Regions from separate parts of the Homo sapiens genome. Here region 1 is linked to region 2. A link is a contact called in ENCODE POLR2A ChIA-PET data. All regions are on one chromosome and are shown on one strand. Each heading gives the region's core, a stretch centred on a gene start or an enhancer-like site at or near the end of the contact. The rest is flanking DNA. Distances are from core to core; before and after follow the strand shown.

Region 1 (6,384 bases), core at 3,648-6,147, 97 kb after region 2:
CCCCACAATGATTGAGATATTCTGAGCCAGCAGGCCCTCCCCTGTGCCTTCACACAGGGAGACCTCCTCAGGTACACGCGTGTGCGTGTGCCGGCATGTCTGTGTCTGGGGTCCTGTGGGGTGCACGTGATGGGGGTTGCCCGGCAGCTCTCACCCATGGAGTCAGGACGTGTTCGTGCACTTCCGGGCTCACAGGCTCTACGGGGCCTCACGTGTCCTGGACCCGTGTCCAGGTCTCCCATACGCACTCCGTGTCAGGGTCTGGCCCGCTCCCCGGAGCCTCCTCTTGGAGGGGCATTCACCCTGGGGGGCGTTCACCTCTTCTCCCTTCCTGTGACCCCAGGAACCACACATCCATCCTGTTCCCAGCCCGGGCCCTCCCGCTAAGCCGCACCTCCCTGGGCCCTGGGCTGTGAGGGACTCAGAGCAGGTCCTGCATCTGCCTCTGTGAGACCCGCTGGGGTCCATGAGTGAGGAGTGAGCATGGCCTCATCGGCCTTCCTGCGGTCTCATTGCAGGCCCCCTTCCACCTGCCCCCCCCCCCACCCAGTCACCTCCCCCAGGCTAGGAGGAGGCCTTAGCCCCCCACAGAACGGAGAGGGTAGTTTCCACTGTGTACAATGGAAAAGTGATTGCCAGGAGGTGAGAGGCCTTGCTAACCCTGAGGGCATGTGCATGGTGGGCCAGGTGGCAGGTGTGGAAAAGAGCCAGGTTCCCCCAGCCTTGGCCCACCCCCTCCCAGCCCACCGAGCTCTGGCACGGGAGGCTGTGGGGGAGACGATGGCTTCTCAGGGGCCTGAGCAGTGGTGCCTGGATCCGTGTGTGGCCAGGTGCCCCCCGCCGCCCGCCGGGCCCAGCCACCCGATCTGTCACCGAGGTGGGGACCCTGGACCAGACCGTGGGACTGACCCTCTCTCTGGGGCCGGGCCTGACAGCAGCCGGGCCAGGATCAATAAGTTATTAGCACCACTCTGTCAGCTGTAATGTGGGATTGATCGGTGTGGCCGCCGCACTTCCCCAGCCTGATAAAAATGACAGATTAAGGGAATAAGAAAAAGGAATTAGGCCTGGAGCTGACGGCAGGGCTTGTGGGGGGACGGGCTTGGGAGCCCCACTGCCTAGGCCTCATGGAGGTCTTGGGTCACAGGGGAGTGGCCCCTCACTCCACCCAGCTAGAGCCCTCATGAGGATGAGGAAGGGCCAGAGTCGGAGGCACTGGCTGGCCTGGGAGACCCCCAGGGCGTGGAGTCAGGGGCTTCGGAGGAGCTCGGGGTGGGTCGGAGATGGGTACATGGATGGTGTGGTCTGGAATGGGTGCGGTCGGCAGGACCCAAGGGAGGACCTCAGGAGAGTGAGCTGGGCCTGGCCTGGGCCTCCCCTCTGCCACCTGCTGGGCTGTGTTTGGGGCTGAAGCTGGACCTGGCCTGGGCCTCCCCTCTGCCACCTGCTGGGCTGTGTTTGGGGCTAGGGCTGGGCTGGCCTCGTGGCTGAGGAGGTGGGTGAAGCTACTGGGAGGTGCACCCCAGAAGCCCAGAGCCTGGCTGGGCTGGTGGACAAGGGCATGACAGCCACGCCAGGGTGCTAGCTCAGGCAGGACTGGGCCAGAGAGGAGGACGTGGGCCTTCTGGGGGCAGGGATGGGTATGACCAAGTAGGAGGCCTGGGAGTGGAGGCGCCTCGAGGCGGCCTGGGGGGCCCACAGCCCAGTGACTCACAGAGCAGCAAGAGGTCAGGTGTGAGGTCCTTCCCGGCTTGTCTCACCCCACGCTGGCATGTGACCCTGCACAGCCCGCCCTCACTCCTGTCCAGGAGGGGAAGGTGGTGCCTGGTCAAACCAAAAGCTTTTTATTCTCCTCTAGGGGGATGAGAGGGGGGCTCGTTAACTTGCACAAGAGGCTAGATGGCGGGTGGGGCAGCTGGGTGCCTGCTGTGGATCTCTTCTGCACACACGCACCAGGGCCAGTGTCAGAGCTCCCCTGTGCCCCTGTCCCGCCACAGCCAGGCGTGATGTCCTCTGCGCTGAAGGCTGGGGCTGCCAGGGCTGGGCAAGGCCTGTACTCACCAGGACCAAGGGCCCCCTGAGAGATGGTGGGTGCGGTCCAGGCTGAGCTGGAGCAGGGGCTGGGTTCCCCTTCCATTCCTTGAGATGCAGGTGGGCACTCACTACCCTCCCGCAGGTGACCTGTTGGGCAAGAGGCTGGGCCGCTCCCCCCGTATCAGCAGCGACTGCTTTTCAGAGAAGAGGGCACGAAGCGAATCGCCTCAAGGTAAGAGCGTGGCTGGGACGAGAGACAGGTCACCAGGGGAGGGGGCAGTCCCTGAGGGTCCCCTGGACCTCGAGCAGGCACTCTAGAGGGGCGTGGTCCTCGGCAGTGCCTGGAGAAACCTCTCACCCCGGGTCCTCCCCAGCAGAGGCGCTGCTGCTGCCGCGGGAGCTGGGGCCCAGCATGGCCCCGGAGGACCATTACCGCCGGCTTGTGTCAGCACTGAGCGAGGCCAGCACCTTTGAGGACCCTCAGCGCCTCTACCACCTGGGCCTCCCCAGCCACGGTGAGGACCCACCCTGGCATGATCCCCCTCATCACCTCCCCAGCCACGGTGAGGACCCACCCTGGCATGATCTCCCCTCATCACCTCCCCAGCCACATGTACTCGGCCATTCCTGTTGCTGAGGCCCTGCTGACACCAAGGCCAGGCTGGATGCAGGTCCCTCTGCCACACGTCCTGCCCCATGCCCCCTGGGGCGGGCCACACCTCCATGTCCCCTAGGTCCCCAGGGTCATGACTAGCTCACATTTTATATAGAGAGAAATGGAGTCTGGGGTGGACCCAGGTGAGGGTGGGCAGTGGGCATGTCAGCAGCACCCCCCGAGGAGAGCAAGCTCCTGGACCCTGTGGTCTGTGAGTCGTCTATGCAGCCAGTGGACGCCGACCTGCCAGACGCCTGCCCCAGGAGCCTGGGGAGGGGCAGTGAGCAGAAAGGCCGGGCTGGGTGCAGTGGGCACTTGGCCACCAGGACTCCCCAGGTGCTGAAGAGACGCCAGCTGGAGGGGCTGCCCCTTCCCCCGGGTCGGCCCTGACCCTGTCCACCCCACCTCAGGACGTTCTCCAGGGGTCCCTCCGGGATGCACTCGGACCCCCTGCCCGCTGCACTCAGCCTCCCAGGCCCCAGCCGCCCGCCTGGCAGGGGAGCTTGGCTTTTCGGGCTAGAGGTGGGTGGGGGCGCCGGGAAAGGAGGCAGGATTCCTCACACCAGGCACCGTCCCCCAGGGCAGCTCAGGCACCAAGAGCCTGAATAATTCACCAAATGTTAATAATGTAAAAATCCTCCTTTTTAATTGCTTTCCCTGCTCTGCCTGGGGCCGCTCTGCTGGCCGCGCGGGGGAGGGGCGCCGGCCGCCGGGGAGCGCGCTGTCAATCAGGCCGCGCCGCCGCCCCCCCCCCCCGCCCCGCCGCGGAGCCGGCCGTAAATAACCCTGTAACTAACCCGGCCGCTAGCGCGGGGGCGCTGGGCCCCGCTGGGATCGATGCGGGCGGCCGCGCCGGCTGGGCTCTGCGGGCTGGCACCCGGCCCGGGGCGGGACCCACCTCCGCTTTCGGGTAATTAATTTATAAACAGAGGCGGCGGTGGAGCTGGCGGAGCCTGCATAGTGGGGGCTGCGGGGACTCGGGAGGCCCGGGCGGGAGGGAGAGGCCGAGAGACCTGGGACGCGGCGCCTTAGACGCGGGCGCTGCGTGCGCATTGGGGCGAGTGTGGCCACGCGGGACAGTGACCCTGCGCAGCCGGGACTGGGCGACCCCTGTGCTAGTGTGGCGTGCGTGCGCGGGCGCTGCCTTGCCTTTGTGACAAGCTTTGGCCAGCCGCGTCTACTATGGGGACCTCAGATTTTCTTGCCTCCCACCGAAGAGGGGGTCCCCTGGGCGGTCAGCCCCTGGCTGGCACTTCTGGACTCTCTCGCTGCCCCGCAGGCTCTGTGGCCTCGGGACGTCTGCACAGCCCCCTCCCCGCAAGGCTCAGCCGCCTCTCAGGCCGGAAGCCTCCAGGCACCCGGCTCCCCTTCGGGGAAGAGCTTTTCCCGACACTTCCTCGCCCAGCATCTTGTCTGCCGTCTCGGCCCTGTGGCCGCCCATCCTCCTGCCCCGTGCCCGAGACCAGCCCAGGGGCCGAGCACGGCCGAGTGGTGTGGTCAGTTCCCCACCTCAGTGTTCTACGCCAGGACGCGGGCTGGGGAGGATGAGGGCGCATAGCCGGGGGGATCACTGCTGTTGTCCCCCACCCAGATCTCCTGAGGGTCCGGCAGGAGGTGGCGGCTGCAGCTCTGAGGGGCCCCAGTGGCCTGGAAGCCCACCTGCCCTCCTCCACGGCAGGTCAGCGTCGGAAGCAGGGCCTGGCTCAGCACCGGGAGGGCGCCGCCCCAGCTGCCGCCCCGTCCTTCTCGGAGAGGTACTGGGGTGGCTGCCGTTCTCTGCTTGTTTCTGGGGTGCCGCCCGCACCCCCGCGCTCTCAGCCACCAGCACGCGCCCCGAGAGTGCCAAGCACTGTGTTCAGCTCTAGGTTCGGGTCCGGGCAGAGCGTTTCGGGGGTGACACCGATCTGGGCTGCAGTGTTGAGGGCGCCACTGGGGTGCGTGAGGGAGGCTGAGGCCCATCAGGGGGTTCCCTGGAGGAGAAGCCAGAGAAGGGGAGAGCTCCAAGTCTGGAACCCCGGGGTCAGTCGGGAGGGGTCGGCCAGAGGACTCAGAGCTGGAGGCGGAGGGGGGGTCCTGGCTGGCGCTCAAATGTAGACGCCGGCGCCGGATCTGTTCCCGGCACAGACAAGGCCTCCGGCACAGACCCGGGTTTCTCGGGTCCAGGACACGAGGCGGGGCGGGGCGCCTGGAGAAGGGAGGGGCCGCCTGAGGCCCGAGTCCCTGCCCGGCCGCTGAGCCCGGCGTCTGCAGCTGCCTCCACCGCCGCCCGGATTGCGGCTAATGACGCCCCCGCTTCCCCCGCCGCTCGGGTCCGCAGGGGAGGGGAGCAGGCGGGGCCGGCGCCCCGCGCAGTAATTACCGCTGCAGCCGTCGCCGCCCGCCGGGTCAGCGCCTCCGCGCCGCCGCCGAGATTAATTGGCGCCGCCGGCGGGGGCGGGGATGGCGCGCGACCTGGGGCCGTAACGAGCTGCGCATCGACCGCCCGCGGGGCCGGCAATTAGCGGAGGCGGCGGGGGAGGGGCGCCGGGGCCTTTACGGGAACGGGGGCGGGGGGGACGCCGCTCATTGCGCTGCCGTCCACAGGGAGCTGCCTCAGCCGCCCCCCTTGCTGTCGCCGCAGAATGCCCCTCACGTCGCCCTGGGCCCCCATCTCAGGCCCCCCTTCCTGGGGGTGCCCTCGGCTCTGTGCCAGACCCCAGGTGAGGAGGCGGGTGCGCATCCCCTGGGAGCCCGCGTGGAGGCTCGCGGACCCGGCCCTGCCCCTGTCGGAGCCGAGACGGACCGGGTAGGGGATTGCAAAGGGCCGGCTCGGACCGCCTCGGACCCCCCGACCCCGCGTTGTCCCCCTCCCCACCAGGCTACGGCTTCCTGCCCCCCGCGCAGGCGGAGATGTTCGCCTGGCAGCAGGAGCTCCTGCGGAAGCAGAACCTGGCCCGGTAGGTGCGGGGAGGCGGGCGGGGCCGCGCGGCCCGGGAGGCGGCTGACCCGCGTCTGCCCCCGGCCCAGGCTGGAGCTGCCCGCCGACCTCCTGCGGCAGAAGGAGCTGGAGAGCGCGCGCCCACAGCTGCTGGCGCCCGAGACCGCCCTGCGCCCCAACGACGGCGCCGAGGAGCTGCAGCGGCGCGGGGCCCTGCTGGTGCTGAACCACGGCGCGGCGCCACTGCTGGCCCTGCCCCCCCAGGGGCCCCCGGGCTCCGGACCCCCCACCCCGTCCCGGGACTCTGCCCGGCGAGCCCCCCGGAAGGGGGGTCCCGGCCCTGCCTCAGCGCGGCCCAGCGAGTCCAAGGAGATGACGGGGGCTAGGCTCTGGGCACAAGATGGCTCGGAAGACGAGCCCCCCAAAGACTCGGACGGAGAGGACCCCGAGACGGCAGCTGTTGGGTGCAGGGGGCCCACTCCGGGCCAAGCTCCAGCTGGAGGGGCCGGCGCCGAGGGGAAGGGGCTTTTCCCAGGGTCCACACTGCCCCTGGGCTTCCCTTATGCCGTCAGCCCCTACTTCCACACAGGTGGGCACCCCCACACTCTAGATCCTTCCAGAGGGCACAGGACTGGCAGGCCGCCTGTGGAAGGGTCTTGGGGGGAGGAAAAATTCCCCTTAGGCACCCATCCCCCACCTCAGCAATTGGGGCACACGACGGTCAGGAGACGGGCGGGTATGGGAAAGCCAGCCAGAGCCCTAGTAACACGCCCCACAA
Region 2 (6,720 bases), core at 1,463-3,962:
TTTCTAAAATGAAAGTTTTGGACAGTATTTCCTTTCATTTAAAAATTTCATCTGTGTATTTGATGGCCTCTGTTGTTTCTTTCCTGAAACTCCTGCTAACATACTGGGAGCTGAAGAAGGGCTCCGTGAAGGCGAGTAGGGGTGCCTGTCCCTCCCAGGGAGGAGCTTCCCTCCTCTCACCTGCTGCACGAGCCCTAGTGCTTCACCAACTCCAGCCTCAGTGCCCTGACACTGGGGGAGGGAAAGGAAGCGCACGCACCAGCCGTTCCACCCACCGAAGTTGTTTGGTCCCAATCTGCAAAATCAGTTAAACGTCTTCCTGCCTGGCAGCAGATCAAAGGGTGAGGGGTCTGGGACAGACAGAGACGGCTAGAGAATGGATGGTGAAGTGCTCAGAGGCCCTGTGGGCTATCCCACACTCGGCGGAAGACAGCAACACCATCAAATCTCCACCCTTTGTTATCCATGACTTAAAGAAAAGTGAACAGGGAGGTGGACAACTGTGCAAAGACTGGCTGGAGTCAAATCCTGGGCATAGGTGAAGCATCGAGAATGCTTGTCACACGTTTGAATGTGCAGGGGGACTCTGACTGGAAGCTCCTAGCAGAGGCTGAAGACACTGGTTAGGTCCTGGTGCGTGCCTTGGGATGCATCCCAGGCAACGGGCCCAGGAGCTTGAGGTCATGTCCACCTGGCTCACCAGGGAGTCCTGCACCATTCTTCAAACCTAACTGGAAGAGACACTGATCCTTCCTCCCACCTAAGGGCTCCCAGAGCCACAGGTCTCCGACTCTCCTGCAACACCTCCTGCTGCCTGTTCCCACCGCCCATGATTCACTCAGTCACCATCCTCAGCAGCACCCGACAGCCTCTGTGTGTCTGTGTCACTCACCATTACCAGCCCCCTGGGTGCCCAATGCATGTATGTTAGACAGAACAAATGCACGGCGGCCTTCAGCAGCACCGACCGCGTCAACCCCTCTGTGCTCACACCAGGAGTGATCAGCGCACACGCCCTCCCACAGGATGGGAGAAGGTGATAACAGCTGAGCTGGGTGTCCAGAAGCCAGCCCCACCCCACAGCCACTACTGAGAGGTTATGAGATCATGGCCTTATCCCGAGTAATGCTGCTGCAGTGAACTGGGACTTTTTTCCTCTGAATTCAAAGGTGGGGCAGTCTAGGCACCTGGATGCACCATCTGCTCTGTCCCGGCCTGGTGGCTGCTCACTGTGGGATGCTGTGCAATTAGACAGTTACTATCTTTCCCTGGTTGACGGATTAGAGTTTCCCTTTTCTGAGCATCTTGTTTTGAAGTGATCCGAAGTGTTTAGGGTTAAAGAGCGTGATTTTCCCAAACTGTCCAAAGAAATAGAAGCAGGTCTGCAAGAGGGGGGTGCCCAGAGCCTTGAGATGGAAGCGAGATGGGGTGAGACCTGGGGAGCTCTCCAGGCCGCCGGGAAGCTGCACGTCATCCTCTGGACCTCTTTGCTGACTGTGTGCTGTCACCACAGCAGCCGCCTTCTCTCATCTGTAAACAGGATTTTACGTAAATTTCCATACACTTGGTTGTTGACAATTAAGTAGATTGTTTTTAAAGATACTTGAAATGATATCAGAATTTCCTAAATATATCATTAAAACAGGAAACTTAGTTACCTACTCACTCGAATCACTAGAGAATACCAAATAGGAATAGGAAGATAACACACTGGTAAGAAAAATGTCCAAGGCCAATCACAGGAGTCAAAGCTCGTGATCAAATCAGCTCTGCCTGGGGAGGCCGTGCTCATGGCACCATTTAGTGACAAGTGGGTGACTCTGGGGCAAGTTCCAGGGGTGTCACCCCCAAGGCAGCAGCTCAGGTGCAGCCACCATGGAGGCAGTTTCACTGAGGGGCCCTCTGAGGCCCCTACTCTGAGATTCTAAGACAGGGTTTGAAGAATGTTCCAGCATTTGAACACATGAACCCTATGATGTCCTGCTGTGAGAGAGAACAATGTCCCAATTTTGCCCAGGTGATTTGAACATCTCGGTATGGATCTGTTATGGGTTGAATTTTCTCCTGCCCAAATTCTTATGTTGAAGTCCTTACCCCTGATGGGACTAGATTTGTAGACAGGGCCTTTAAGGAGGTGATTAGCGTAGTGAGGTCACCAGGTGGGCCCTGATGCAATCTGGCATCCTCCTAAGAGGACATGAGGACACAGACACATACAGAGGGACGATCGTGTGAGGACACAGAGGATGGCATCTGCACGCCAAGGAGAGAGGCCTCAGGAGGAACCAGCCCTGCCCACACCTTGATCTGGGACTTCCAGCCTCCAGGGTTGTGAGAGAGAAATGTCTGTTGTTTAAGCCATGCAGTCTATGGTGCTTTGTTATGGCAGCTCCAGCAAGCTAACCTGGGATCTAAAATGATACTTAAACTGGTTCAGTCTGATTCTTAAACTGGTTCAGTGGAGCTAGGCCAGGCTCCCTCTGAGCAGATGTTGGTCCCTTTGCAGGCCTGCTGTGTGTGATGATTGCTAACCAGGTTATGACAGTGATCTTTAAGTAAGTGGGAATCTTGTGAGTTTTGAGGTTTTGTTTTTTTTTTTAATGAAATCTACATGGGATGTTTCAAAAATAGCAGCCTCTGTATACATTTGTCAAGCAGGAAGCTGGGTCTGCGGGGAGTAGGGTGGGGCTGGTTCTCCCACACGCTTGCCACTTTCAGGCCCTTGCCTTGCATGGGCTGCGGTGGTTCTGCCAGTGTGGATTCGAACCGATAGGTTTCGCTGTACCTTGATCAGCATCCTGCTGCCGAGAAAGCCAAAAAGGGCTGGAGCAACCCTCCCGTGTGCCATGTGAGCCTGTTTCCTTTCTACAGTCACCAGTTCACGCAGCAAGTGTCAGAGCATTCCTGTAAGGCCCGGCTCTCCACAGGGGCCAGGGGAGCTTTCTCTGGCAGGGTCTTCTTCACTGTGTGTAGGATACGGCAGCCTTTGAGGCTGGGGAACCGAAGTTTTCCTTTTATTCTATTTTAATTAATTTAAATTACAATAAGTATTATCACTAAGTTTATGCAAACACGTGAGGGAATGCTGATTTAGAGCTGGTGGCGTAAGGTCACAGAGCTCCCACGAATCTCACATGGAAGCCTTGTTTCTCCAGGTTTTTTGTAGTTTGTACTGAATCACACACCATGCTGCTTCCATGTTTTTTCAGGGATTTCCAACACAGATTTTCCTGAGTACCCTGGATTAATCTCCTTTTGGATAGGTCCATGGGGGCCCTGCTGCTTTTTCCCCTTAGCCCTGGGCGAGGTCATCATAGAGGGGGAGTGGCAATGGCTCACAAGGTACTAGTGGAACCCCAGTAAGTTATCTCAGAGCCCGCTTAGAACACAAGTGCTACGTCCCCCAAAAGCTTTGCAATGAGTATCTGATGGGAACAAACTCAGTCAAGGACAGGCCCAGGTTGGGGCTTGCAGGCTGCAGATTCAGAATTGTTTATGAGATGGGAGCCATACTTTCTAACAACAAGACCTGAATTTCTCAATTTAATCCAAGTCGTGACTTAAGTTAGCGCCCTTCCGTTCCTCTATTACATTTCTGTTCGGCATGGATCAAATTGCCTACAAGGTGGAACAGATTTCAACTGCAATCTCTGAACCAGAAAATTCACTTATTCTCATGAAAGTTTGTAATCTTTGGAGAGTTGCTTAAACACTTAAAACCATCTTTCCTCTTTCTATACTCCAAACTTACCTGCTGCAATTTCTTGCTAAGAAGCAAAGTGCTATTTGCCTATTCCTATCTCTCTTTACCATCAGACACTCCTTAAGTTAAGAGCTAGATAATTCGCTCAGCCTCAGGCCAGGCCGAGCCTCACTCTAGAAGTCACATTCCTGAGGTGTAGGGGGTCAAAATGCCTCTCATTGTTCAGAAGCAGGTGAGGGGCCAGCCAGGGCACATCCTGCTCTCCAGGCTTGGTTCAGATAACTGTCAGCCCAGTTTTCAAGAGCACACACCAAAAATGCACCAAAGCTTACATCCATACAAACACCCGCACATGGATGTTTATGGAAGCTTATTTGTTTTTATTCATAATCACCCAAACTCAGAATCAACCAAGATGTCCTTCAGTAGATGAATGGATAAACTGTGGTGTGTCCAGGCAGTGGAATATTATTCAACGCAAAAAGAAATGAGCTATCAAGGCATGAAAAAATATGGGGGAACTTTAAATGCATAAATGAGTGAAAGAAGCCAGTCTGAAAAGGCTACACCCCGTGTGCTTCCAACTACAGGACATCCTGGAAAAAGCAGAATTACCAACACAGTGAAAGATAAGGCCTGGTGGTGTGGGGAAGGATGAACAGGTGGAGCACAGGGATCTTTAAGGCAGACAATCTACTCTGTGTGATACTGCAATGATGAGTTCATGCCACTATATATTTTCCCAAACCTATAGAATGTACAGCACCAGTGGTGAGCCCTGATGTGAGCTGTGGACTCTGGGTGACAATAGTGTGTCAATGGAGGTTCATGGACTGTAACAAATGCATCACTCTGGTGGGGGATGTTGATAATGGGGGAGGCTATGCATGTGGGGAGGTGGGTACATGGGAAATCTCTGTACTTTCTGCTCAGCTTTGCTCTGAATCTAAAACTGCTCTAAAAATCGTTTATTTAAAAATACACCAAAGCAATGAGGCCGGGCATGCATACAGCCAAAGCCAAATGATATTTGTGTGAGTCAGGTAAATTTGAGATCTGAAAAATGATCACTCCAGGGAGGCTGAGCTGTCATGGGGCACTTATTGAGAACCTACTTTATGCCCATCTGGTGCTTAGAATTACGAATTAGCTATTATTATTACTAAACAATTCAAAACAAAGTCACTTATCTCAGGGCGCTTTCAATCTTGTTGCCATCGAAGCTAACAAAAGTGGAAACAGAACAAAGCTACATACGGCACATTTCCCAGAACATGCCAGGTGGAGCCTGGCCCTGTTGATTGTGTGTGGCTGTCACTTGCAGGAGGGTTCCATGGACAAGTGAGTTTGGGAAATGCTGGGTTGGGCAAATATCAACAGGCTTCCTTACTGCAAGATTTCTCATAGTCAAAACATACTTTAAATCTCCAAGAGGATGATACAGAGAGCCATGTTTCCCATAATTAGTTGGCCCCAGAAACAGTTTCTTCTGGGAACATTTTGTAAGATTAGTGCTCCTTGAAACACACTGAGGGAGAGGCTAAACTGAGTGGTAGAGATTCATAGACTATTTGGATTCTGGCCCCAGAGTATAAAAGGCCAGGGGGAAAGGACTGTGTTCCTGAGATGGTGAGGTGGAGAAGGGGACGTGTTTCTCCACCACCCACAGAGAGGGCTGAGAAGCCCTGGCACACGGGCTGAATCTGGGAGGTCAGAAGGTGAGGTGAGAGGACAGGAAGACAGCCCACGAGACTTCCAAAGGAAATGGTGAGTCTTACCATGGCTCTCTGGGCTGATGGCAGGGCCCGGCACAAGGTAGGAACTGAGTGTGAGTGCGGGATGCACCCAGGTCTGAAATGCTCAGGAAGGACCCTAGGACATGAGCAACCTGGGCTGGTCACTCATGGAACCTGAATGGCTGGAAAGAAGGAAGGGTGATCCTGCTAAGACAGGGCGTTGTGAAGATTTCCTTTCCCTCCGAACTAACATCTCACTCACTTCTCTCAGTTTCCATCATTATCTTCTATGGAGTTCTTCATTCCCACATCTGTGGACCTTAAAATCCTACCGTTGAGTGCCTGCCTTGGATCAGCAGTCAGTTCGTTACCTTGGTTCTCAGACGATGCTTGCAACAACGCCATGCGATTCGCCCACTCTTGGGTAGGTGGAGACATTGGGGCTCAGGTGTGGGTAAGTGATTGTGTGACTCCTTGTTAAGCGGCAGAACCGGGACTCAAATTCACACAGATCTGATTCCAAACCCTGTGGCCCTAAGCATAGTGTTATTAGACAATAAGCCCTCTGCAGGGAGATTTCCAGTGCTGATGGCAGGGTCTGTCATGAAGGAGGACTCTGCTGAATTTTTCTTTGAACCCCAGGAAGTGCCTGGCACAGTTCTCTGAAGAAATTAGAATGCAGCCAGTGGTTACTAAAGAAATGAATAAGTCAAGTAAATGGACAGAGCTGTGTGCTAAGAGTTCTTTTGGGACACAGAAATGGGTCAGAATTGGAAATGTCCAGAAAATACTCTTGGATAATTATGAAAGCTACATATAGGAGCTCAGGTTTAACTCCATATGAAATGAAGAGTCACAAAAGAAAAGGAGGAGGAGCGTGTTCAGGCGGAACCTCAAGCTTGAGAGTGCTATGAAATATGTTTGAGACTCAGAAAACAGTTCCTGAAAGAAATGACACATTAATGAATGAAGGTATAGTTATTTGGAGAAAATGAACCTAGATATAAGAGTAACCATATCAAAATGTGTTTCTTTAACTGCGGTCTTCAGAACCTATGAGGTTCATTGGTATATTCTTGGGAACTATGTGTGTTTGAGAAACATATTTCTGGCGCCAAACTGACAGTCACCTCAAATCCATCACAGCACTTATGATGAATTCTTTTCAAGTTAAATGCTGTAAAGAAAATACTTCTCTTTTTTACTGTTAATTCACAATTTAAAAGTGTTTTCTTACTGAACTACATGTTGGTCCCTCAGATAAGGATTTCTCGAGTCTCA

Evidence for each region. ChIA-PET counts read pairs that join two places held with the same protein, here RNA polymerase II (POLR2A).
Region 1: POLR2A ChIA-PET joins it to region 2 with 11 read pairs in WTC11. The contact joins two enhancer-like sites. POLR2A ChIA-PET finds 5 or more read pairs at or near these places in 2 of 52 experiments (H1 and WTC11).

The regions. Positions count from the first base shown.
Region 1 is chr1:936,864-943,247 of GRCh38, forward strand. SAMD11 (sterile alpha motif domain containing 11) reads left to right here. Exons shown (of 14, transcript NM_001385641.1): 6 at 2,177-2,266; 7 at 2,412-2,549; 8 at 4,281-4,443; 9 at 5,273-5,388; 10 at 5,547-5,625; 11 at 5,696-6,195. Among named protein-coding and RNA genes, the nearest start is that of SAMD11, 16 kb to the left of the region's middle. RefSeq lists enhancers at 1,072-1,783, 6,353-6,384 and silencers at 1,510-1,559, 4,781-4,850, 4,921-5,120. Within about 2 kb of position 4,898, at least 15 of the 41 ENCODE cell types and tissues checked have a DNase peak (open chromatin) inside an H3K27ac peak, as active enhancers do.
Region 2 is chr1:841,944-848,663 of GRCh38, forward strand. All of the region lies in intron 2 of LINC01128 (long intergenic non-protein coding RNA 1128), which reads left to right. Among named protein-coding and RNA genes, the nearest start is that of LINC01128, 18 kb to the left of the region's middle. Within about 2 kb of position 2,713, at least 2 of the 41 ENCODE cell types and tissues checked have a DNase peak (open chromatin) inside an H3K27ac peak, as active enhancers do.